5 separate regions of the Homo sapiens genome follow, and all the other regions are linked to region 4. A link is an interaction called in ENCODE POLR2A ChIA-PET data of the cell type or tissue named here. Cell type or tissue: OCI-LY7. All regions are shown on one strand. Region 1 overlaps USP34 (ubiquitin specific peptidase 34). Region 2 overlaps USP34 (ubiquitin specific peptidase 34). Region 3 overlaps USP34 (ubiquitin specific peptidase 34). Region 4 overlaps USP34 (ubiquitin specific peptidase 34). Region 5 has its middle 85 kb from the start of FAM161A.

What was found. Peaks named below come from ENCODE experiments on the same cell type or tissue, not always from the same donor. Only the 100,000 strongest peaks of a DNase experiment are listed, where the experiment ranks them.
Region 1: POLR2A ChIA-PET joins it to region 4 with 5 read pairs; 12 of 35 experiments call an interaction of 5 or more read pairs at or near these places.
Region 2: POLR2A ChIA-PET joins it to region 4 with 5 read pairs; 2 of 35 experiments call an interaction of 5 or more read pairs at or near these places.
Region 3: POLR2A ChIA-PET joins it to region 4 with 5 read pairs; 3 of 35 experiments call an interaction of 5 or more read pairs at or near these places.
Region 5: POLR2A ChIA-PET joins it to region 4 with 5 read pairs; 4 of 35 experiments call an interaction of 5 or more read pairs at or near these places.

What each region holds. Positions count from the first base shown.
Region 1 is chr2:61,388,559-61,393,558 of GRCh38, forward strand. All of the region lies in intron 5 of USP34 (ubiquitin specific peptidase 34), which reads right to left. Among named protein-coding and RNA genes, the nearest start is that of SNORA70B, 26 kb to the right of the region's middle. In OCI-LY7, no CTCF peak of the experiment used is centred here; no DNase peak of the experiment used is centred here.
Region 2 is chr2:61,312,405-61,317,404 of GRCh38, forward strand. USP34 (ubiquitin specific peptidase 34) reads right to left here. Exons shown (of 80, transcript NM_014709.4): 24 at 2,471-2,570; 25 at 2,181-2,340. Among named protein-coding and RNA genes, the nearest start is that of SNORA70B, 100 kb to the right of the region's middle. In OCI-LY7, no CTCF peak of the experiment used is centred here; no DNase peak of the experiment used is centred here.
Region 3 is chr2:61,290,366-61,295,365 of GRCh38, forward strand. It overlaps USP34 (ubiquitin specific peptidase 34), which reads right to left. Exons shown (of 80, transcript NM_014709.4): 31 at 4,803-4,925; 32 at 4,584-4,667; 33 at 3,099-3,185. Among named protein-coding and RNA genes, the nearest start is that of C2orf74-AS1, 110 kb to the left of the region's middle. In OCI-LY7, no CTCF peak of the experiment used is centred here; no DNase peak of the experiment used is centred here.
Region 4 is chr2:61,437,782-61,442,781 of GRCh38, forward strand. All of the region lies in intron 1 of USP34 (ubiquitin specific peptidase 34), which reads right to left. Among named protein-coding and RNA genes, the nearest start is that of SNORA70B, 23 kb to the left of the region's middle. In OCI-LY7, no CTCF peak of the experiment used is centred here; DNase peaks (open chromatin) are centred at 1,060, 1,930, 2,610, 4,810 and 2 weaker places; H3K4me3 peaks cover 4,136 bases; H3K27ac peaks cover 4,888 bases.
Region 5 is chr2:61,767,035-61,772,034 of GRCh38, forward strand. No RefSeq gene overlaps it. Among named protein-coding and RNA genes, the nearest start is that of FAM161A, 85 kb to the right of the region's middle. In OCI-LY7, no CTCF peak of the experiment used is centred here; no DNase peak of the experiment used is centred here.

The sequences.
Region 1 (5,000 bases), 49 kb before region 4:
ATCCTAGCTAACACGGTGAAACCCTGCCTCTACTAAAAATACAAAAAATTAGCCAGGCATGGTGGTGGGCGCCTGTAGCCCCAGCTACTCAGGAGGCTGATGCAAGAGAATGGTGTGAACCCGCGAGGCAGAGCTTGCAGTGAGCTGAGATCACGCCACTGCACTCCAGCCTGGGCGACAGAGCAAGACTCCATCTCAGAAAAAGAATATATATATATATATATATGTACACACACACACACACAAACACCCTGATAAGACATTTACTTCTAGATATACATCCAAATTAAATGCACACACATGTTCACCAAAACACACATAGAAGAATGCTGACACCCATATGAACTGTAATAACCTAAATGTCCATCACCAGTAAAATAAATTGGTATATTTTAAAAGATAATTCAACAATAAAAATGAACATACATGCAATATAAATTTCGGCATTTAAAAAAAACAACCAGGCATGAAAGAATGCATAGTATGTGATTCCATCTGCATGGTGAAAACAGACAAAACCAAATTGTAGTGTTTAGGGATATAAGATTAGGTGATAAAACTTTGTTTAAAAAAAGCAGGAGAATGATCAGCATTAAAGGATGAATTGTGTTTATTTTTAAAGGAGAAGAGATGGAATAGTTAGTGGCCTGAGGACTCATAAGGTAGGCTTCTGGGGAGTTGACAATGTTCTGTTTCTTGGTTTGAGTGATGGTTAAACGAATATTTGCTTTGATAAATCACTGAGCCACATGTTATCACTTTGTGTACGTTTCTTTATGAATGTTATTTTTCAAATTTTAACAGAAGGTTAAAAATCCTATTTTATACAAGATACATCAGAGGGCATAGTTATATCTTTTATTTTAGAATACACAGACACAAGTGATTAAAAATTTCAATTAAAAAACAGCAAATGAAGAAAAATGTCAATACAAGAAAAAATTTTAATACAAGGAAGATCTACCATTTACTAAGTCCTTAATATTCCCATTGTGATAAATGAGAAAAGTAATGCTTATAAAAGTAATGAAAACAAAATTACATACTATGCAACAGAGGTACAATTCAAACCTAGGATTATATCATTATAAAAATCAGCATTCTTTAACACTACTATAGATCCCAACATCATAAAAACCAAATTGCATATGCTATTAATCCTACAGTGTGTCCTTTATCATTTTTTTTTAAGTTTTGAGCTTTTCAGGTTTCCTTCTCCCCACCCCCTGCTTAGTGCTAATGGAATTCTAGCAGCCCTCCTAACCTTTTAACCTAGGTTAAAACTCTCAGAAATAGGGAAAAAAAGAAAAAAAAAGTTCCTTGCTCCCTGTAACTGCAGAAAAACAGCGTTCTGCATCAAACCTAGTTCTGACAAAGTGCAAAGTGGCATCATGAAAACTTAATTTCCTATTCTCCTATCTAGTAAAGAGATATCAAAAAATATGTAATCCTACCCTAGTTTCTGATATTAAACAGTCTTTGCTAGTATATTTGTAAAAAGCAGTCTTAGGACACTGAACATTCAGAAATTGCTATTGTGTTCCCCTATACGTTACTTAAGCCCTACAAGCTTATACCTTTGACTAAAGCATATTTTGTGTGAAGTTCTTTTTATTAATCCTCATTTGCACTTCTTTCTACTCCATAATAAAATAAACCCCTTGTCTCTATTGGATTCTTTATAAATTAATAAAAGGTGTTATGTATGAAATGACAAACTCTGGCAAAGAGCTGAGGGCTGAGGAAGGATACTGTAAGCTAAAACCAAGTGTAACTCAACAAAAGTGAGATTAACTTCCATTTGGGTCTCAGTGGAGAAACTTGTATGCCTCCATGTTCTATTTCTCTAAGCTGTGTTAAATGTTAGTAAGCTGCATTCGCAAAGTAAGAAAACTACATAAAAAGCTGCATTTGCAAAGTAAGAAAACTACATAAAGATCTTTGTTGTTTTCTTGTGGGTGCAGCTGTTATTAAAGAACGGATCCATATAATAGGTGGAATAATATTTGTGCAAACTGAGAAATCTCCTAAAACTCAGAGCTAGTTAAGAACTGCTGAAGTTCTAGTTAAGAATCTGCTAAAGTTTTTGAGATTGAAACAAATGTATGGGCTTGACGTTATTATCAGATTTGAACCTTAATCTGATAAGGTAAGAATTTCCTTTCTTTGTTGATAATTCAAATCCAGAGAAGAGTGAGTTTTCCTGAGATGAAATTTCAGGATTCTAGATTCAGGTTCTGAAAAAAAAAACTCACCAGCCAGGCGCAGTGGCTCACACCTGTAATCCCAGCACTCTGGGAGGCTGAGGTGGGGGCATCGCAAGGTCAAGAGATTGAGACCATCCTGGCCAACATGGTGAAACCCCATCTCTACTAAAAATACAAAAATTAGCTGGGCATGGTGGTGCGTGCCTGTAGTCCCAGCTACTCGGGAAGCTAAGGCAGGAGAATCGCTTGAATCTGGGAGGCGGAGGCTGAGGTGAGCAGGGATCATACCACTGCACTCCAGCCTGGTGACAGAGCGAGACTCCAGCTCAAAAAAAAAACGAAAAAATAACACTCACCATCTGACAAAGTTACCTTGCCTCAGTAAGAGTGAGGAAATCAGCCAGGTGCAATGGCACACACCTGTAATCCCAGCACTTTAGGAGGCCAAGGCGGGCGGATCATTTGAGCCCAGGAGTTCAAGACCAGCCTGGGGAACATGGTGAAACACTACCTCTACCAGAAACACAAAAATTAGCCAGTCTCAAAATAAATATATAGCTTTTTCTTTAAGTGAGGAGGAAATCATACTAGAAAATAAACAGAATGGGATCATTTCCTGAGTCCCAGGAAATGCTATAAACATGTTCTCTTCTGAATGTGTGATTTAGTATAATAGAGAAAAAGAAGTATTCAGTAACGTTAGTCCGTATCTTTCCTGCCACAAAAGTGATTTATGAGTTATTTTCTTTTCTTTACAAACGGCTGCCCTAAAATCTAATACTATTTTTTTCATTGTTAAATATAGTTCTACTCATTCCTGTGAAATTCAGAGATTCCCAAATAGAGACCTCACCCTATTGAAGCCAAAACACCATGGCTAAACAAGCTGCCCACTTCGCAAGAAAAGGAATAGACATACAAAAATGATCAGGGTTTATACAATGACCCACTAGAGGAAATTACTATGAAATAAATAAAGCACAGCTTCTGTAGCAAGCTTGATTACAAAAAGAACTCTAAGCTCTTAATGTACACTAAAATATTAACCATATAAAAGAAATTAGCTTGCAGAGAGCCAATCTACAATATTTTTTATAAGGAAAAGATGCCTATTAAAGAGTTACTCCATTGAGTTATTATTCTCAGAAAATTAACAAACAGATTATATAGTATTATAGTATTACGGTGTTCAAAAAATATATTAATTTAAATAGTATAATTTTGCTTTAACGGCCTCAGTTGAGTTGCAAGATAAAGAAAACTATGCAGATTGACAACAGCCCACCAATTAGCAGTCATAAAAGGGCTGAAGAGAAAGATAAAACAGAATCTAAGCCTAAACCTTTGTATTTAGTAAAGGATAACTTCACAGGTTGGGCAACAGCGTAACCCCATCTCTACAAAAACAATTTTTAATTTAGCCAGGCGTGGTGACATGCACCTTTAGTCCCAGGTACTTGGGAGGCTGACATGGGAGGGAGGTTTGCTTGAGCCTGGGAGATCAAGGCTGCAGTCAGCTGCTACTACCGCACAGCAGAACTCTCTCTCAAAAACAAAAACAAAACAAAGGCCGGGTGCGGTGGCTCAAGCCTGCAAGCCTGTAATCCCAGCACTTTGGGAGGCCGAGGTGGGCGGATCACAGGAGGTCAGGAGTTCGAGACCAGCCTGGACAACATGGCGAAACCCCGGGTCTACTAAAAATACAAAAATTAGCTGGGTGTGGTAGCGTGCACTAGTTATCCCAGCTACTAGGGAGGCTGAGGCAGGACAACTGCTTGAACCCAGGAGGTGGATGCTGCAGTGAGCCAAGATGGTGCCACTGCACTCTAGCCTGGGTGACGGAGTGAGACTCTGTCTCAAAAAAACGGATAAAGTAAGGAAGAAAAAACCCTGTAAACGATAACTTTTAAAGATATAGTAATAAAGTCTTTAACAAGCTTTCCATACTAGACTGTTAAACAAGAATTAGTACAAATAAATTCAAGAAACAGTTTAATCCAGGTTTATGTAATATTCCTGATTAAGTAAACCCTTTGATAATTTGGTGTTTCAAAATTATATGCCCTCTCCAAAATTACCACAGTGTGAAATAAAAATGTTATCCCAGCATTCCAGTTAACTAAATTGAGATACTTTCTCTCAGAGAATGCCAAAGTACATAAAACTTTCTATCAAACAAATAAGTTCAATCAGAATAACAGGATCACTTAGGTATTTAGTAACAACCGAAGTTAGTAAAAGCCACCAGTTACTACACACTTTATATGTCAAGTGTTACATTATGAGTTTAAAATCTTTCTCATTTTAAACCTCAAAACAATCCTCTAAAGTAGATGGATATCATCATCATTCCCATTTTGCAAATTAAAAAAATTAAGGCTCAGATCACGCAAAGTGGCTCACGCCTGTAATCCCAGCACTTTAGGAGGCTGAGGCAGGAGGATCACCTGAGGTTAGGAGTTTGAGACCAGCCTAGCCAACATGGTGAAACCCAATCTCTATTAAAAATACAAAAATTAACCAGGCATGGTGGCATACGCCTGTAGTCCCAACTACTCGGGAGGCTGAGGCAGGAGAATCACTTAAATCTGGGAGACGGAGGTTGCAGTGAGCCAAGATCATGCCACTGCACTCCAGCCTGGGCAACAGAGCCAGACTCCGTCTAAAAAAAAAAAAAAAAAGGCAACATTATTAACCTACATGCTACACTACTACTATATGTAATAATTTCAACCTATCAGAATGGGTGGAATTTTTTAACTAAAAATGACCTTGATAGTAATCATTTATTAC
Region 2 (5,000 bases), 130 kb before region 4:
AGACTTGTATTTCAAAGGAAACAGGCACCTAGCATGATAATCACTAAACACGTGTCAATTTTCTAATTTTCAGATGTGGAAGACAGGATCCAAGGTACCTGAGTTTAAAAAAAAAAAAAAAAGTCTAAAACTAATCAGCAAATTTGGAATAGAAGGATAAAAAGTGAGGGAATGAATGAACTTGTCTAATTTCCACATGATCCAATGTATGAGCAAAAGAGTAACCTTAAAACAATGTTTCCTGTTACATATTCAAGACCAGAGTTTCTCCACAGTGGCACTACTGACATTTTAAGCCCAATTAATAATTTGTTGTTATCAGAAGGCAGAAGAATAGGGGTGAAGGAGGCTGTATCTCATGCTCTGATGTTCAGCAGCATCTCACCAGATACCAATAACATGCTCTCTTGCTGTGATTATCAGAAGTGTCTCCAGGGATTACGTACTATGTCTTGGGAAACAAAAACACTTCTGGCTGAGAACCACTGTTTAAGATTATAACTTTATCTCTTTTTAAAAAGTAAACAAATTAAGACATTATTGTTTATTCCCTTAATACACAGAACACAAAGAACAATTATATTTTCAATCTACAGATGTTAGGCAATTTTCAATTAATAATAGCACTAAGCACATCAAGAACAAAATTTTGCATGAAAAATACCTAAGTAAATTTTTTTTAAACTACTGCTTAGTTTTGTGACTCTTCAATTTTATCCATATCCTAGTTATTGTACTAGTAACAAAAAATTTTTATATAAACTATTTAACATCAACATTAACTTTTAGCATAAAACATGAACAAATAAAAAGATATCAAGGACATAACAATTTTTTTTTTCACAACAGAAAAAAATTTGTACATCTGAGAAGGAATTTTTGGACTTAAATTCATTAAATTTATAAAACCACCACTGAATGCTCAAAAAACAAATACATTTTTAAAGACTTAAAATAAGCACTTATTTTAGACATTGGTAATGCTGTGCAAGGACTAAGGGTGTGAATCAACAGGACCTTGTTGGTTTGTTGAAGATCCCACAGCATAGAAAAAATTTTAGAAGTATGGGTATCATTAACAGTATCTCCACGAGGAAGACAGAAATTATAGCAGACTTTCATTTTCTACATCACAGTGTAATATCTGAATTTTATAATACGTATTAATTAATTTGAATAAGTTACACCACATTTGCTCTTTTTAAAATTTTATTTTTTTAAGTGGTTAAAGTTATAAGGCAGTAAGAAGTTTCTGTGTAAAAAAATGAGTTCCTTTCCACATTCATTAAAAACACAAGGAATTCTTTAAGCAGAATTTCCATGAATTGCAATCTTAAAGAATTCTGTAATGTCCAAATGTTTCAAATCATGGAAGCATGTTATTTATAAGGAATGTATAAAATATCTTTACTATGCAATCTTTCTTGATATTTTAAAAATGTCAATAAATATCACTTGTATCACTTCAATATCAAACTAAGATCTGAAGTTGAAAAAAGTTACTAACTTTAACAATTTTTTTCAACACAGTTCTTAGTACTTTTACATTTGCTCATAATTTTTAACAAATAGAATTTCTTAAAACTATCTACTCACCTTTCATTTCAGTCGATATATTCATAAATATTAATTTGCTTTATTTCTGTATTACACAGGTTATGTCTAAATTAATTATACAGATATTCATTAACAGAATTTTTTGGTCATGTTTCCATGGTAAATGGAAATTCAAAATTAAAATACTGTCTCCTAGTCCAGGAAGAAAAAAAAAACAGCAAATGAAACATATGACTCAACTTGATTCAACTATGAGATTATTTGATGTTCTTGGTAAGAGTTTTAGAGAAACTTTTTTTAGTAGTGGTGTTCTGCCTTTTTAATCAAAGTCAATACTTTATCTTAGAGATGGAATTCTGTCTAACAATTCTTATTCATGCATATCTGCTCAAACTCTATTATTAAAGGTGTGCAATATTTATCAGGAACCCGTATTGCCTATTCCAAGGCAAAATGGTATATATTCTTAATAAAAATTACTTATGTTACTGATCCTTCACTTTGGTAAATTATGCTTTCTACTTGACCCCAACAAAAACTTTAGATTCACTTTAAGAATATTTCTGGATATGTCAGGAATAAAAATGAAATTCATTCTAACAGTGTGATATTTTAAAAATTACCTTCTCCTAAACGCTTCCAGATGTGTCTTCAGCATAAGGAGTCCTCTTTCTATAACCATGAGACTTGAGTGTGATTCCTGTTCAAGACTGCTAGAAGCTATCATAAGACTCTCCATGCACTTACTAATAAATTCTTGCTCCTTCTCCAAACCTGTTTTACCTGAAAGCCAAATGTTTAGACACATATATTAGCCTTATATTCTTGTTTAGCTATATCAAAGAAAAATTTTAGTTTCACAAAACACCCTCACATAGAAATTACCTATCAGACAATGTTTCAAATCACTTACCATTAATATAATAGGAGTTAATATACTGGATAGCTGCTCGACTGACATCACCAGATTGTGCTCTTAAAGCAATGCCCCAAAATTGGTCCATACCACACAGCTAAGAAAGAAAAATATGGTATCTCTAAATTTTGTTTGTCAAACTATGTAACTCATTAAGACTGAAGTATCAAAAGTAAAAATCATAGGCAACTCCTATTATTCAGCTATTAAATAATAAAAATAAATGATTTAAAAATTTCCTCAATTGATGAAATACACCTGTACTAGTTCTAAAAAATATTTATACAGCAGATAACAATATATACATGTTTAACTCACAAGTTGTGACTACATAGTACGAAAATTCTAGTCCTGAAAAACATACTATAAAGGAATAAAACCAACACAATAACGAGCACAATGCTTCAATGAATCCATCCAACCTAAACTGAGAAAACCACTGCTTTCTTGTATTCACAGAAAATTAACAACATATGCTAACTCAAGTTCTCACCCAATTTTTTTTTTTTTTTGAGAACAGAGTCTCACTCACTTGCCCAGGCTGGAGTGCAGTGGCGCAATCTTGGCTCACTGCAACCTCTGCCTCCCAGGTTTCCAAGGATTCTCATGCCTTAGCCTCCTAAGTAGCTGGGATTACAGGCATGCGCCACAACATCTGGCTAATTTTTTTGTATTTTAGTAGAGACAGGGTTTCACCATGTTGGCCAGGCTGGTCTCGAACTCCCAACCTCAGCTGATCCACCCGCCTCAGCCTCTCAAAGAGGTGGAATTACAGGTGTGAGCCACTGCGTCCAGCCTCATTCAAATTTATGATGTCAACCATGAGATGACAACAAAAAATGTTTTCACTAAAAACTACAGAAAAAGTGGCGAGTGGAAGCTTCCAAAAGTTGGGCAGAGTAAAGAAAGATTTCCTTCTAAATTGGCAGCTAAACAACTTTAGTGTTAATGTCACCTACTTTAAAAAGGTAAACTTATTTCATAACAGAGCACGACTACTTCAGTTGTCTGAAATTACCAAATTGAAAATTATCATAGTGGGCCGTGTGGAGTGGCTCACGCCTCTAATTGCAGCACTTTGGGAGGCTGAGGCAGGCAGACTGCCTGAGCTCAGGAGTTCGAGACCAGCCTGGCCAACACGGTGAAACCCTGTCTCTACTTTAAAAAAAAAAAAAAAAAAAAATTAGCCAGGCAGGCATGCGCCTATAATCCCAGCTACTCGGGAGGTTGAAGCAAGAGAATTGGTTGAACCTGGGAGGCGGAGGTTGCAGTGAGCCAAGATTGTGCCACTGCACTCCAGCAGTTATCAGAGTGATACTGAAGCAAGGGTTAGGACTAAAAAAACTGAAAAAACCTATTCAGACAAGAAAAGAAGGCAGTAGGAAAATAAAATAAAAGCATTTTAGATACAATTAAAATTATTCTGGCCAGCCGTGGTGGCTCGTACCTATAATCCCAGCACTTTGGGAGGCCAAGGCGGGTGGAAAACTTGAGGTCAGGAGTTCGAGACTAGTCTGGTCAACGTGGTGAAAACCCAACTCTACTAAAAATACAAAAATTAGCTGGGCGTGGTGGTGCATGCCTGTTGTCCCAGCTACTCAAGAGGCTGAGGCATGAGAATCGCTTGAACCCAGGAGGTGGAGGTTGCAGTGAGCTGAGACTGTGCCACTGCACTCCAGCCTGGGCGACAGAGCCAGACACCATCTCAAAAAAAATAATCATAATGGCCTGGTGCAGTGGCTCATGCCTGTAATCCCAGCAGTTCGGGAGGCCAAGGCGGGTGGATCACCTGACGTCAGGAGCTCGAGACCAGCCCCGCCAACATGGTGAAACCCCACCTATACTAAAAATACAAAAATTAGTCAGGCATGGTGGTGCACCCCTGTAATCCCAGATACTTCGGGAAGCTGAGGCATGAGAATTGCTAGAACCCGGGAGGTGGCGGTTGCAGTGAGCTGAGATCACACCACTGCACTCTGGCCTGGGTGACAGAGCCAGACTCCATCTCAAAAAATAATAATAATAAAAATTTTTAAAAATAATTCTTTTTCCTTTTTAAAAAAATTTCCCCAAACTTGCTAAGAGATACAAGTATTCTTTTTTCTTCAGATGGAGTCTTGCTTTGTTGCCCAGGCTGAACCAAATGGCATAAAAATCATATCTGAGACAAATCAATCTTTTATTTGAAGTAAAATATTTGGCTGTATTATCTAGGAATGTCTAGGAGACTCAAAGAACACTGACATGGCCACTTCTTTATAAATCAAGAAACATGTAATAGATTTTCATTAAGCACACCCAATGTTATCTTTCATACTGAAAAATAAATTTGCTTCATAAAACTTTTGAAACCAGAGAACAGAATTGGGCTGAGCACGTTGGCTCATGCCTGTAATCCCAGCACTTTGGGAGGCCAAGGCAGGCAGATCACTTAAGGTCAGGAGTGCAAGACCAGCCTGAGTAACATGGTAAAACCCTGTCTCTACCAAAAATACAAAAATTAGCCAGGCATGGTGGCAAATGTCTG
Region 3 (5,000 bases), 150 kb before region 4:
ATACCAAATGACCTGTATGTGAATGTTTACAGAAACTTTATTTTAACAACCCAAAACTGTAAGCCACTCAAATGTCAATAGGTGAGCAGATAAATGAACCGTGGTATACCTATACAACGAATATATTACTCAGCGATGAAAAACATTTAACAACCTCAAAAAGCATTCTGAATAAAAGAAGCCAGATACAAAATGGTACATATTGCACTGATCCAATTACATGAAATTTTATAAAATGAAAATCTCATCTATTGTAACACAAAGTGGAGGAAGAAAAATTAATAGCAAAACTGCAGGACGGAACTTCTTAAGTAATGGAAATATTCTTTGTTTGGATGTTAGAGCGTTACATAAACATTTTTCAAAACTCACTCTTTAAAATGAGTGCATTATTTATTACATGAAAAGTATACTGCAACCTCACATCATATGCAAAAATTAACTTAAAATGGACCAAAGACCTAAAAAAGTGAGAGCTAAAACCAGAAACCTCTTAACAGAAAACATAGTCATCAATCTCTGTGTAAGGGGATTAGGTAACGGTTTTGTAGATACAACATCAAAAGGACAAGCACAAAGGAAAACAGAGACACTAGACTTCATCAAAATTACAAATTTTTGTAAATCACAGGGTGCTCTCAAGAAAGGGAAAAAGGCAACCCATAGAACGGGAGAAAATATTTGTAAATCACATGCACTGTAAGGAATCAGTATCTGAAATACATAAGGAATTCTAACAAATCAACAAAAAGACAACCCAATTAAAAGTGGGCAATGGATGTGAATTGACATTACTCCAAAGATAAACAAGTGGCCAATAAGCACATGGAAAGATGTTCAACCTCATTAGTCACCAAGGAAATGCAAATCAAAACCACAACTAGGTACCACTTTACACACTAGGATAGCTAAAATAAAAGAGACACTAACAAGTCTTGGAAAGGATGTGGAGAAACTGGAACCCTCACACATTGCTGGTAGAAATGTAAAATGTTGCAGCTTTGGTAAACTGTTTGGAAATTCCTCAAAAAGTTAGAAGTTACCACAGGACCCAGAAACTGCACTCTATACCCAAGGCACAACTGTTTATAACAACATTATTGATAATAGCCCCAAACTGGAAACGATGCAGATGTTCACCGACTGATCAATCTTCCACTCCCTGGATTCAGCTGTGACTGAACAAACATTTCACCAAAGATTTATGAATGAATGTGTTTGTGTGTGCATATATATGTGTACACACACACATACATGCATACATGCTTATGAATGGTCAACAGACACATGAAAAGCTGCTCAAGATTCTTAGCATTGGGAAAATGTAAATGCTAGAAATCACAATAAAATACCACTTAAGTATTGGCAAGGTATACCACTCCTAAGCATATGCCAAAAAGAAGTGAAAATGTATTATCTATGCATAAACTCATAAACAAATGCTCACAACAGTCACAGTGTAGAAATAACCCAAATGCTTCTCAATTGGTGAATGGATAAACATGTAATATAATTATAAAAAAATGAATTATTGATACTTGCTACTTCCAAGGATGAATCTCGAAAATAGGCTAAGTGAAAGAAACCAGTCACGATGGACCATATATTGTATGGTTCCATTTATAGGAAATGTCCAGAATGGGCAAATCCACAGAAACAGAAAGGAGACTATAATGATGGTTGCCTAGGGCTAAAGCGTTTAGGGGGAGGTTTCTTTTGAAGGGATACAACTGTTCTGGAATTAGATGCTGGTCATAGTCCCACAACTTTGTGAATATAGTAAAAACAGTACATTTTGGAGGAGTACATTGATTGCATGTTAACTATATTTCAAAAAAAGTTTTAAAGGTATACTTCAACTAAACTCATTTGAAAAGGAAAAAAAAAATAAGAAACAAGAACAATCCTGAACTTAGAAGTATTTCATAATATTAAGAGAGATGCACTATAAACAGGAAATACCAGTTGACCTGAAAGCAATTTCTATCTTAGACATGCTTTGCATCTTGGGCATTATAAAGCTACAATAAGCCACATATTGGCAATAAAATGTTACTAGTAATACTTCAGGAAAGTATTCATAATTTCAAGAAAAACAAACAGAGAAAACCTTTAGTACGGGGGTGTCCAATCTTTTGGCTTCCCTGGCCACACTGGAAGAACAACTGTCTTGGCCCACATGTAAAATACACTAACACTGACGATAGCTGATGAGCTAACAAATTTAGACATAAGATTACTTGATGTCAAATCATTATACCTGACTCCTAGGTTCAAAGGCAATTCAAAAAAAGCAAAACAAAACAAAACAAAAAACCACAGGAACTAAGAAAATACTTGAATTCAATGTTTGATAATGCTAAACTGCTTTGATGGAAGAAAATGGAATGTCCTTTACAATGAGCTTGAAACTGGCCTGGGCAGTTTTGTATATCATTATTAAGATTTAAATATTCTATAAGCAATTTTATTTTCATATAGTACTTCTTCAAATCACGGTGGTAAAGTTAACATTTTTTAAAATTTCCATTTTTTTATGCAAGTTCACAGAAAAAAAAATTCCATTTTGTTGAGGACCAATACTTTTGTAAAGTATTATAAAATACAGCAACAATGTCTAATTGCTATAAAAATTTCTAGAGGCTTACTCTCAATTTCTATATCCATCTCAATGTAAGCCAGTCAACATGGTCTGGAAACACGTTTTTAATTATTACTACTATAAAGGAAGAAATGATCACAACAAAATAAAACAAAAAAAGTTTTTTGAAAAAACTAAGATGTAAACCAAATTTTTAAAAAGCAACCAAACTTTATATAAATATTAATATATAATTTATCAACCTAAAGGAAACATGTTTATGAACTGGCCAGAGTTTAGAGTAATTAATTTTATCAGAAGAATTTTTTAATACTGATAACATGAAAAACACTTATTCCTAATTAGTTTATCAAACTGTATTTTTAAATTCATTTCTGCTATATTCCATACTTTATTATAAGGAACTATATGGCAAAAGCTATACTTGCTGATGAAATGGAAGTATTTCAAATGGGATAACTACTGTAACTAGTTGAAACCATAAATATGCACTTACCACAGTCCATGATTCCTGCTCTTTAGGCTCTAGAATTCCAGAATTAAAAATTTCTAATAACTGTTGAAGCCCTCCAGCAGCAACAAACTGTAGGCAATTGTGAAAGTAATAGTAAGAGAAAAGCAGATATATAATGCAATAATGCTTGTTGATTCAGTAACTGGATATGTAAAATATTACGTATCTTTTATTTACACTACTATTCATTTAAATTACCAAAATAATTTCTAGACAAAATAATAAGATAAAGGCTACTTTCAAGAATTTAAGGGTGGGTGCAATGGTTCATGCCTGTAATCCTAGAACTTTGGGAGGCCAAAGCCAGACGATGGCTTGAGGTTAGGACTTTGAGACCAGCCTAGACAACATAGGAAGACCTCATCTCTACAAAAAATAAAAAAATTGGCCGGGTATGGTGGCTGGTGCCTATAGTTTCAGCTACTAGGGAGGCTGAGGCAGGAGGATCACTCGAACCCAGGAGGTCAAGGCTGCAGTCAGCCATGATCATGCCACTGCAATCCAGCCTGGGTGACAAGGTGAGACCCTGTCCTAAACAAAACAAAATAAAACAAACAAGAATTTAAAAAAATATACACTTGAGGCCAGGCGCGGTGGCTCACGCCTGTAATCCCAGCACTTTGGGAGGCCGAGGCGGGTGGATCACGAGGTCAGCAGATCAAGACCATCCTGGCTAACATGGTGAAACCCCGTCTCTATTAAAAATACAAAAAAATTAGCCGGGTGTGGTGGCGGGCGCCTGTAGTACCAGCTACTCCAGAGGCTGAGGCAGGAGAATCGCGTGAACCTGGGAGGCGGAGCTTGCAGCAAGCAGAGATCGCGCTGCTGCAATCCAGCCTGGGTGACAGAGCGAGACTCCATTTCAAAAAAAAAAAATTTATACACACACACACGAAAAAGCCTATAAACATCTTTCTATTCCATTAGCCATTTAGTCCTAGACACTGGGATGTCCTCACAGTATCTTTTTTTTGCTGCCCAGGCTGGAGTGCTGTGGTGCGATCTCAGCTCACTGCAACCTCCACCTCCTGGGTTCAAGTGATTCTCCTGCCTCAGCCACCTGGGTAGCTGGGATTATGGGCAGCATGCTACCACACCCAGCTCATTTTTGCATTTTTAGTAGAGACACGGGTTTTACCATGTTGGCCAGGCTGATCTCAAACTCCTGACCTCAAGTGATCCATCCGTCTCAGCCTCCCAAAGGGCTGGATCACAGGCGTGAGCCACCATGCCAGGACTCTCACAGTATTTCAATAGAGGGAAAATCAGAGCTAAAAGCAGGAGCACCAAGGCATTAAATAATCTCAGTTTACGTTATTGCAACTTAAAGTAATACATGATTTTTAAACTATGCTTTATTTTAATAGTATATTAGTTTAAAATCAATGAAGAATTATGGTACCCACTTTTGAAAAACTGAAGATAAATTATTTTTATCAATACATTGAAAAACACATATGATCAAACCTTGCAACTCCAGGAATTTTTACTATTTTCCACTTGATCTTCACTTGAATCATCTGAATCTGGATAAAGATCACTGTAACTTCCCTATGAGAAAGGCAAAAAAAGTAAGGCAGAATGGCGGAAGAAAGAATTATTATAGAATGGAAAAGACAATACATTATAGAATTTTGCTCCAGAGAGAATACAAACATTTAATGATAATAATGGAAATGCAATTACCGTAGACTCCCTCCTTATTCTTCTATTAGGTTTTCCCAGTGCTTCAATAATTTCCAGAGCATACAATAGCTTGTGGGCGCTCTTAATTTTGAGAAGTTCTTTCCAATTAAATCCATCATTACTCTTAAATTAGAAAAACATGTTTCTCAAGCCAACTTACTCAGGGAACACAAAAAAGAAAAACTTTAAACAAACTGA
Region 4 (5,000 bases):
TAAATAAATAAATAAATAAATAAATAAATAAATAAAAAACCTGAACAGACCAAAAACAAGTAATGAGATTGAATCAGTAACAAAAAGTCTCCCAAGGAAAGTGCAGGACTGATGGGTTCACTGCTGAAATCTACCAAATATTTACAGAAGAATGAATACCAATTCTTCTCAAGGTATTCCAAAAAATTGAAGCAAAGTTAATTCTTCTGAACTCACTCTACAAGGCCAGTATAACCCTGATACCAAAACCAGAAAAGGAAAAACAAACAAAAAAGAAAACTACATGCCAGTGTCCTTGATAAACATAGACACAAAAATTCTGAACAGAATTCTGGCAAACCAAATCCAACAACACATCAAAATGTAATAACCATGATGAACTGGGATTCAACCCAGGAATACAAGGATAATTTAACATACGCAAATCAATGGATGTCATACATCTTAGCAATAGAATGAAGGACAAAAACCATAGGATCATCTCAATAGAATCGGAAAAAGCATTTGATAAAATTCAACATCCATTCGTGATTAAAAAAAAAACTCTAGGCCAGGCGTGGTGGCTCAACGCCTGTAATCCCAGCACTTTGGGAGGCCAAGGCAGGCGGATCACTTGAGGTCAGGAGTTCGAGACCAGCCTGGCCAACATGGTGAAACCCCGTTTCTACCAAAACTACAAAAATTAGCCACAAGCTGTAATCCTAGCTACTCGGGAGGCTGAGGCAGGAGAACTGCTTGAACCTGGGAGGCAGAGGTTGCAGTGAACCAAGATCACGCCACTGCACTCCAGCCTGGGCGACAAGAGTGAGACTCCATCTCAAAAACAAAACAAAAACAAAAACAAAAAAAAAACACTCTCAATAAATTAGGTATAAAAGGAAAGTACACCAACATAATAAAGGCCATATATGACAAACCCACAGCTATCATCTTACTCAACAAGAGAAAGATAAAAGCTTTTCCTCCAGTAACTGTACCTGGACAAGGATCTCACTCTCACTGCTCTTACCCAACATACTACTGCAAGTCCTAGCCAGAACAAGACAAAGTAGTTCTGGGCATCCAAATTGGAAATGAAGAAGTCAAACTGTCCCTGTGTTTGCAGCTGCAGATGACATGACCTTATATATAGTAAAACCTATGCTCCACTAAAAACACACACCTCAGAGCTAAAAAATTCAGTAAAGTTGCAGGATACAAAATCACTATTTAAAAAAAATCAGTGATGTTTCCATATACAAACAATACACTACCTGAAAAGAAATCAAGAAGGCAATTTCATTTACAATAGCTAGGAAAAAAGTCTAACAGGAATAAATTTAACAAAGGAAGTGAAAGACCTAAAAACAGCTGGGCATGGTGGCTCACGCCTGTAATCCCAACACTTTGGGAGGCTGAGTTGGGACGATTACTTGAGCTCAGCAGTTCGAAACCAGCCTGGGTAACAGGGCAAAACCGTGTCTCTACAAAAAATTAGCCAGGTTATGTGCCCCCTCCTCCTGCTGTGCCTCAGCTGTGTAGAGCCACTTGACCCTCATGCCCTGTGCTGGCAAGAACACTCAGGTATGTGCACAGCTCTGATGTCACCCCTCCAGCCTGGCCCTGGCTCCCTCCACGAGGATCTGCTTGCAGCACTCACACTTGGCACCATTCTGTCCGGCCATCCTGTCTCCCCTGCTGTATGTGAGCACTGGGAGGGAAGGGGCCGTTTCCATTTCTTGGAAGGCCCAGTGCCCAGCACCATCCAGCTGTGTGCTGAGCAGGCAGTCAGTGAGCACCCACAGTCAGCCCTCACCACAAGCAGCTGTGGGTACTCAGGTTAGGATATCTGACGGGGACTCCTGTGTGCTCCAAGAAGGCAGCATGGCAGCCCCCGTGGAGCACAAGTGGCCCACACCTGACCTTGGCATGTTTCTAAGAGAACAGACTTGCTGACCTGTGACCCTTGCCTGTGTCTCACCGCAGGGAGGCAGGAGGCTGTGGGCAAAGGGTGGGCCTGGAGACCTGCTCAGCCATACCCTGTCACTATGTGGGTCACACACAGCTGGGTGGAGACCTCATGATGTGTGGCCCAGAGAGGTGTCTGGGTGTGGATTCTGTGGATGGCTGCACTGTGCCATTAGGACAGGGACTGCTGCTGGGCCAACAGGGTACAGGGAGCGGAGGATGTGGGAGGACAGGGGCATCCTAGCCTAGTGCAGGGACCACAGGAGGGGCAGTGTGAGCTCCCCAAGACAAGCTGCAAGGCCCTGGGCATCAGGCTGTTGCTTTGCAACCTTCTCCTCCCCGGTTCTGAGGGCTCACTGAGGCACCTGCCTGAGTGCTACACAGAAAGCCAGCAGCATGGCCGTCCCTCCCGAGCACTCATCTAGGGCATCAGGGTGGGCTGCTTGAGTCCTGTGGGGTTGCGGACATCAGCCTCTTCCTCCTGGCCTCCAAACACCACCACTCTGCCATCCCACACCTCAATTTCTCAAATTCCCTGAGGTCAAAGGGAAGTTGCAAGGGCTGCCATCCCTGCCTCCCTGGTGGTCCTGCTGGAGGATGTGCCCAGACAGGACATCAGGAGGAAGCAGGTCAATGGCTGCTGTATGAAATGTCATGGCAGCTGTGCCCAGCTGCAAACAGTGATTGCGGCTTCCTGTTCCTCCATGGAAGGAACTTGCTCTGCTGCAGAGGGAATTTCTCTTCATGCCTTTTCCCCTCCATTCTTCTTGAAAAAGTTGCCCTTTTTAAATTTTTTTTTTTTTTTTGAGATGGAGTTTTGCTCTTCTCGTCCAGGCTGGAATGCAGTGGCACAATCTCCGCTCACTGCAACCTCCTCCTCCTGGGTTCAAGCCATTCTCCTGCCTCAGCCTACCAAGTAGCTGGGATTAAAGGCGCCCACCACCATACCCGGCTACTTTTTGTATTTTTAGTAGAGATGGGGTTTCGCCATGTTGGCCAGGCTGGTCTCAAACTCCTGACCTCAGGCAATCCGCCTGCCTTGGCCTCCCAAAGTGCTGGGATTACAGGCGTAAGGCACCACACCCGGCCTACTTTTTTAATTTAAAAAAAAAAAAAATTTCGGGTGCAGTGGCTCACGCCTGTAATCTCAGCACTATGGGAGGCCGAGACGGGTGGATCATGAGGTCAGGAGATCGAGACCATCCTGGCTAACACGGTGAAACCCCGTCTCTACTAAAAATACAAAAAAATTAGCTGGGCGTGATGGCAGGTGCCTGTAGTCCCAGCTACTCGGGAGGCTGAGGCAGGAGAATGGCATGAAACTGGGAGGCGGAGCTTGCAGTGAGCTGAGATCGCGCCACTGCACTCCAGCCTGGACAACTGAGTGAGAGCCGCCTCAAAAAAAAAAAAAAATTTTTTTTTTTTTTTGGACTCAGAGTCTTGCTCTGTGGCCCAGGCTAGAGTGTACTTGCGATCATAGCTCACTGTAGCCTCAAACTCCTAGGCTCAAGTGATCCTCCTGCCTCGGCCTCCCAAAGCACTGGGACCACACATGGGTCCCACCACACCCAGGCTCTGCCCTTTGGAATTAAAGTCACCCAGGCAGGTTAAACCTCTTATACTTTCTGCGCCCCACCTCCCAGCCCCTGTAATGAGAAAGGCAGTAAATTTTGGAGCTTTATGGAGTCCCTGCCCTTCCTGAAAAGGTGGCTGCAGAGAGACTAGAGCTGGTTGGGGGAAGAGATGTCAGGAGGCCTCCTCTGGAGCCCAGGGCCACACAGCTCCCAAAGCCCCAGTCTCCCTCTCTGGGGCTAGAGGTGCCCCTGTGTCCCTGTAACTTCTGCTCGGCCACTCGGCTGCCCAGCCTAGGGCTGCTCCTGCCACCACTCAACAGGCACAGAAATGCGTAAGTGCCAAAAAAAAAAATTAACCAGGCATCTTGATGCATGCCTGTAGTCCCAGATACTTGAGAGGGTGAGGTGGGAGAATCAACTGTGCTCAGGTCAAGGCTGCAGTGAGCTGTGATGGTACCACTGAACTACAGCCTGGGCAACAGAGAGAGAGACTGCATTACAAAAAAAAAAAAAGAAAAAAGAAAAGAAAAGAAAAAAAAAAAAGGAAGAAAAAAGAAAAGACCTAAAAATATATATTGAAAGCTGTAGTAACCAAAACAGCATGGTACTGACATAAGAACAGATACATAAACCAACGGAACAGAACAGAGTGCCCAGAAGTTAATACACGTATCTACAGTCAACTGATTTTTGACAAAGGTGCCAAGAATGTTCACTGGGGAAAGGACAGTCTCTCCAATGAATGGTGCTAGGAAAACTGGACATCCATAGGCACAACAATGAAACTATACCCTCACTCCTCTACATAAACAATCAACTCAAAATGGCTCAAAGAACTAACAAAACTATAAGACTACTAGAACAAAACAGGGGAAATGCTTCAGGACATCGGTCTGGGAAAAGATTTTATGAATAAAGACTTCAAAAGCACAGGCAACAAACAACAAATGGAATTATGTCAAACTACAAAACTTCTGTATAGCAAAGGCAAAAATCAACAGAGTAAAAAAAGACAACCTACAGAATGAGACAAACTATACGCAAATTACTCATCTGAGGGGATTAACATCAAGAATTTACAAGGAACTCAAACATCTTAACAGCAAAAAAAAAAAAAAAGAAAAAATCCAATTAAAAATGCACACACAATGTGAATAGACATTTCTCAAAGATTATATACAAATGGCCAACAAATATGTGAAAAAAATGTTCAACATCACTAACCATCAGGAAAATGCAAATCAAAACCACAATGAAGTATCTTACCCCAGTTAGGATAGCTATTATCAAAAACACAAAAAATAACAAATGCTGGCAAGGATGCACAGAAAAGGGAACTCTTATACAGTGTTAGTGGGAACGTAAACTAGCACAGCCACTATAGAGAACAGTATCAAAGCTCCTCAAAAAACTACAAACACGACTACCATATAATCCAGCAATCCCACTGCTAGGCATTTATCCAAAGGAAAGGAAAAC
Region 5 (5,000 bases), 330 kb after region 4:
TCTGTAGGCTATAAATCTGAATCAGAGTGCCAGCATGGATGGTTTCTGGTGAAGGCTGTTTTCCTGCCTTGCAGACATCCACCTTCTCACTGTGTCTTCACTTGGTGGAGACAGAGTGAGCTCTCTGGTGTCCCTTTTTATAAAGATACTAATCCTGGCTGGGCGCAGTGGGTCACGCCTGTAATCCCAGCACTTTTGGAGGCCGAGGCAGGAGGATCACAAGGTCAGGAGATCGAGACCATCCTGGCTAACACGATGAAACACCATCTCTACTAAAAATACAAAAAATTAACCAGGCTTGGTGGGCCTGTAGTCCCAGCTGCTCAGGAGGCTGAGGCAGGAGAATGGCGTGAACCCGGGAGGCAGAGCTTGCAGTGAGCTGAAATCATGCCACTGCACTCTAGCCTGGGCGACAGAGTGAGACTCCATCTTAAAAAAAAAAAAAAAAAAAAAAAAGAAAGATGCTAATTCTATTGGATCAAGGCCCCAACCTTATGACTTCATTTAACCTACTACAAAGACCCTATTTCCAAATACAGTCACATTGGGGGCTGGGTGTTGTCTTAGATTTTATTTAGCTCATGTTTCTGCAGACTGTGTATTCTTTTCTTGTAATTTTTAAATTTATTTATTATTTTTATTTATTTTTTTATTTTTATTTATTTATTTTTTTTTTGAGATGGAGTGTTGCTCTGTTGCCCAGGCTGGAGTGCAGTGGCGCGATTTCGGCTCACTGCAAGCTCCACCTCCCGGGTTCGCACCATTCTCCTGCCTCAGCCTCCCGAGTAGCTGGAACTACAGGCGCCTGCCACCACACCCAGCTAATTTTTTTGTATTTTCAGTAGAGACGGGGTTTCACCATGTCAGCTAGGATGGTCTCGATCTCCTGATCTTGTGATCCACCCACCTCGGACTCCCAGAGTGCTGGGATTACAGGCGTGAGCCACCGCACCCGGCATTTTTTTTTTTTGAGACGGAGTTTAGCTCTTGTTGCCCAGGCTGGAGTGCAATGGCGCTATGTCGGCTCACTGCAACCTCCACCTCCTGGATTCAAGTGATTGTCCTGCCTCAGCCTCCCGAGTAGCTAGGATCACTAGCACCTGCCACCAAGCCTAGCGAAATGTTTTTGTATTTTTAGTAGAGACAGGGCTCCATCATGTTGACCAGGCTGTCTTGAACTCTTGACCACAAGTGATCCACCCGCCTCGGCCTCCCAAAGTGCTGGGGTTACAGGCATGAGCCACCAAGCCACCATGCCTGGCCTGCAGGCTGTATATTCATCAGCAGCACTGGCATCTGCTTCTGGTGAGAACCTCAGGAAGCTTCCACTCTTGGTAGAAGGTGAAGGGAAGCCAGTGTGTCACATGGCAAGAGGGGGAACAAGAGGAAAGGAGGTGCCAGGCTCTTTTTAACAATCAGTTCTCACAGAGATTAAGAGTGAGAACTCACTACTGCAAGGGTAGCACCAAGCCATTCACGAGAGATCTGCCCCCATTACTCAAATACCTCCCACTAGGCCTCACCTCCAGTGTTGGGAATCAAGTTTCAACATCAGATTTGGTGAGGAGAAATATCCAAACTATATTGGGATTCAGCAGGTGAATTGGGGGGTGGGGGCACAGACATTCAATCCACAGCAGTTATTTTTGGTGAGCTACCATTTTCATTTTTAGAGAAACAATTCTTTTTCACTTATACTTAGCTAAATTTTCTGATATGAATAAAATTGCATATTTGTAATAAGAGTAAGAGTGACATACACAGATTTAGGAAGAAACACAAACTTTCCTGGTAAGCAAAAAACTCAACTGGTGAGAGGAGAAGTGCATGGGCCTATTAAGAAGTAGCCTACAAATTTCCTATAGCCTGCAATGTGCTGCACGTTCTATGTGAATTTGCTTTACAGAGGGAATGAGCAAGATTGATTAATCCAGGGTTAGATAAGTGGCCTCTAAAGTGAGCTTCTATTGCTCCACTATTTTTCCAAACTCCCAGGGTACAAACTCTCATAGATATATGTGTACTTGGATATAGGAGTAAATTCATAGGATAAACTTCTAGCTTTGTACCTTTCTTTCATTTGATTAAACATTATGAAATATGTACTAAATGATGAGCCCTGTTCTAAACCCTCAGGATTCAAAGATGAGTAACACATGGTTCCTGCTCTTGAAAAATTTCACTATAGCAGTATAATTCTCAAAGCTGCTCAAAGACACAATGACTACATATGGACATGTTAACAACAGGGCCACCAACTACAGTGTATACGTATGAGTCACCTGGGTGCCTGTAAAAATACTTATTCCCACTTTACTTCTGTGAACCTCCTCCCTAAAACCCATATCTAATCACAAGAAAAAGACAAATTCCAATAAAGGAGAATCCTACCTGACCAGGGCTTCTCAAAACTGTCAATATCATCAAAAACAAGGAAGGTTTGAGATAATGACATCATCCAAAGGAGCCTAAGACAACATGCCACCTAAATGTAAACATGGTACCCTGGACAGGATCCTGGAACATAAAAAGGAGACTAGGTAAAAAGGCAATCTGAATAAACTATGAACTTTAGTTAATAATAATTTATCAATATTGGTGCATTAATTGTAATGAATGTTCCATGAATGTAAGATGTTAATAGTAAGGGAAACTGTAGTGGGTAGGGAAGGATTTGGGAACTATACTCTCTGCTCAATTTTTCTATAATTCTAAAATTGTTCTAAAAAATAAAGTTTGGCTGGGTACGGTAGCTCACACCTGTAATCCCAGGACTTTGGGAGGCCAAGTTGGGCAGATCACCTAAGGTCAGGAATTTGAGACCAGCCTGGCCAACATGGTGAAACCCTGTACCTACTAAAAATACAAAAATTAGTGGGGCGAGGGGGCAGGCACCTTTAATCCCAGCTACTCAGAAGGCTAAGGCAGGAGGATCGCTTGAATTCAGGAGGTGGAGGTTGTAGTGAGGTGAGATCGCACCACTCCATTACAGCCTAGGTGACAGAGTGAGACTCCATCTCAAAAAATAATAATAAATAATAACATTTACTAGCCAGGCATAGTGGTGCCCACCTATCATCCCAGCTACTTGGGAGGCTGAGGTGGGAGGATCTCTTGAGCCCAAGAGTTTGAGGCCAGCCTGGGCAACATAGTGAAAACCTGTCTCTTAAAAAAAAATTAATTTAAAATTAAAAAAATAAAGTTTATTGATTTAAAAGTATGTGTATTCTTGTGCTCCACCCCTGGATTCAATAATTCAGAGATGACTGGAACTCTAAATTATTGTATGAGGTAGGGAATTCACACAACACTTTGAGAAATACTGCAGATTTAGAGTAATGTAAGGTTCCACAGAAATTGGAGGTCCTAATGAATGACAATATGAGTATGTTAGCAATAATGACTTATTCAGGCTGTCTCAAGTAATGGAGATTTATTACAAGGCTGTGTGAGTCAATAAGAGACAGAAGAATCCCACAGAAATCCTAGAGCAGTAATCAAAGCACAGACAAGTCCCATGCAGACAGAAATCACAGGATCCATCTCTAAAACCAGATTATTTTGGTAATCCCTCAGTTGCAGTTTGGAGACTCTTTAAGAGTGGTATTCCACCCTTAACATGATTCGGCTATTCTCTTGATCTCTACTTCCCTTGGGGGCATTTTCCCCTACTTCTGTCATTGCCAACTAAATTTTCTTCACATTTCCCAGTTCTGATGGCCAAACTCAGAAAGAATCCTATTTCTTTGTCATCATTTGTCACCTCCTGCTTGGGCAGCTTAGCTGCCTTTGGTCCACTGCAAAGCAGAAGAGGAATACAAGGTAATATGGAATAAAACTTCCATACTCAAGAAATAGCCCAGTCACTCTGCTTGGCTGGAAGTGTGGCCAGGGCAGTTTCTCATAGATTTGAGGGTGTGGCAGGCATTCCAATGTTTCCTGACTAATACTTGAAAGAGAAAGATACAACCTGAGGGTTGAGGGCTAATCATCTTTGTGCCAGTGATGCTAGTGATTTAGTTATTGAACACAGTAATTTCCAAAATACCTACTGAATCAGAATATCTAGGGCAGGTATCTAGGAATCTTTAAAATCATGAAGTGATAGAATCATTTTCCATGTGAGCTTGGAAGATAATTGAAGGGTTTTTGTTGTTGTTGACATTCTCTTTCTTTTTTTATTTTTATTTTTGAGACAGTGTCTTGCTCTGTCATCCAGGCTGGAGTCCAGTAGCACTATCTCGGCTTACTGCAACCTCCGCCTCCCTGGTTCAAGCAATTCTCTTGCCTAAGCCTCCTGAGTAGCTGGGACTACAGGCATGTGCCACCACACCAAACCAATTTTTTTTTTTTTTTTAGAGACAGGGTTTTGCCATGTTGGCCAGGCTGGTCTTGAAATCCTGACCTCAGGCAGTCCACCCGCCTCAGCCTCCCAAAGTGCTGGGGTTACAGGCCTGAGCCACCGTGCCCGGCCTTGTTGATATTCTCTCTTCAAGGGACCAGAGTGTTAAATATTTTTAAAAGCCTTCATTTCCTATTTTATGTTAGTATTATTGTTATAGAGAACAGAAAAAAAAGTTGCTGGACTAATATAAATTTAAATTGTTTTAAATTTATAAATGTATAGTTTTTTTAAAAAAATTACATTTATAAATTTATTTGAAGAGTTTACTGTGAAGTCAATAATTAAAAGCTAGTTAAATGTAAGCATTTGTTTAATGCTTCGGTTTCTAGTTTTCTGTCTAGGAGGTAATATGCCCAAGATTCTTTTTGAAAGTATCTGGCCAGTGTAGGACAACAAGACAATCTTTCAAGGCTCCAGGCTAGTTAACTGTTTCTCTGCTTTGCATTGACTCAAATTCTAAGAGCAAGACTGTGGTAAAATACAAAGGGAGAAACTAAACACACAAAAAGCAAAAGCAGGAGAGAGAAGAGGCTAGAAAGGAATGTTGAAGGAAGCAAACCATGTGCAGGGTAGGCTAATGATTCTGTAGTAAGAA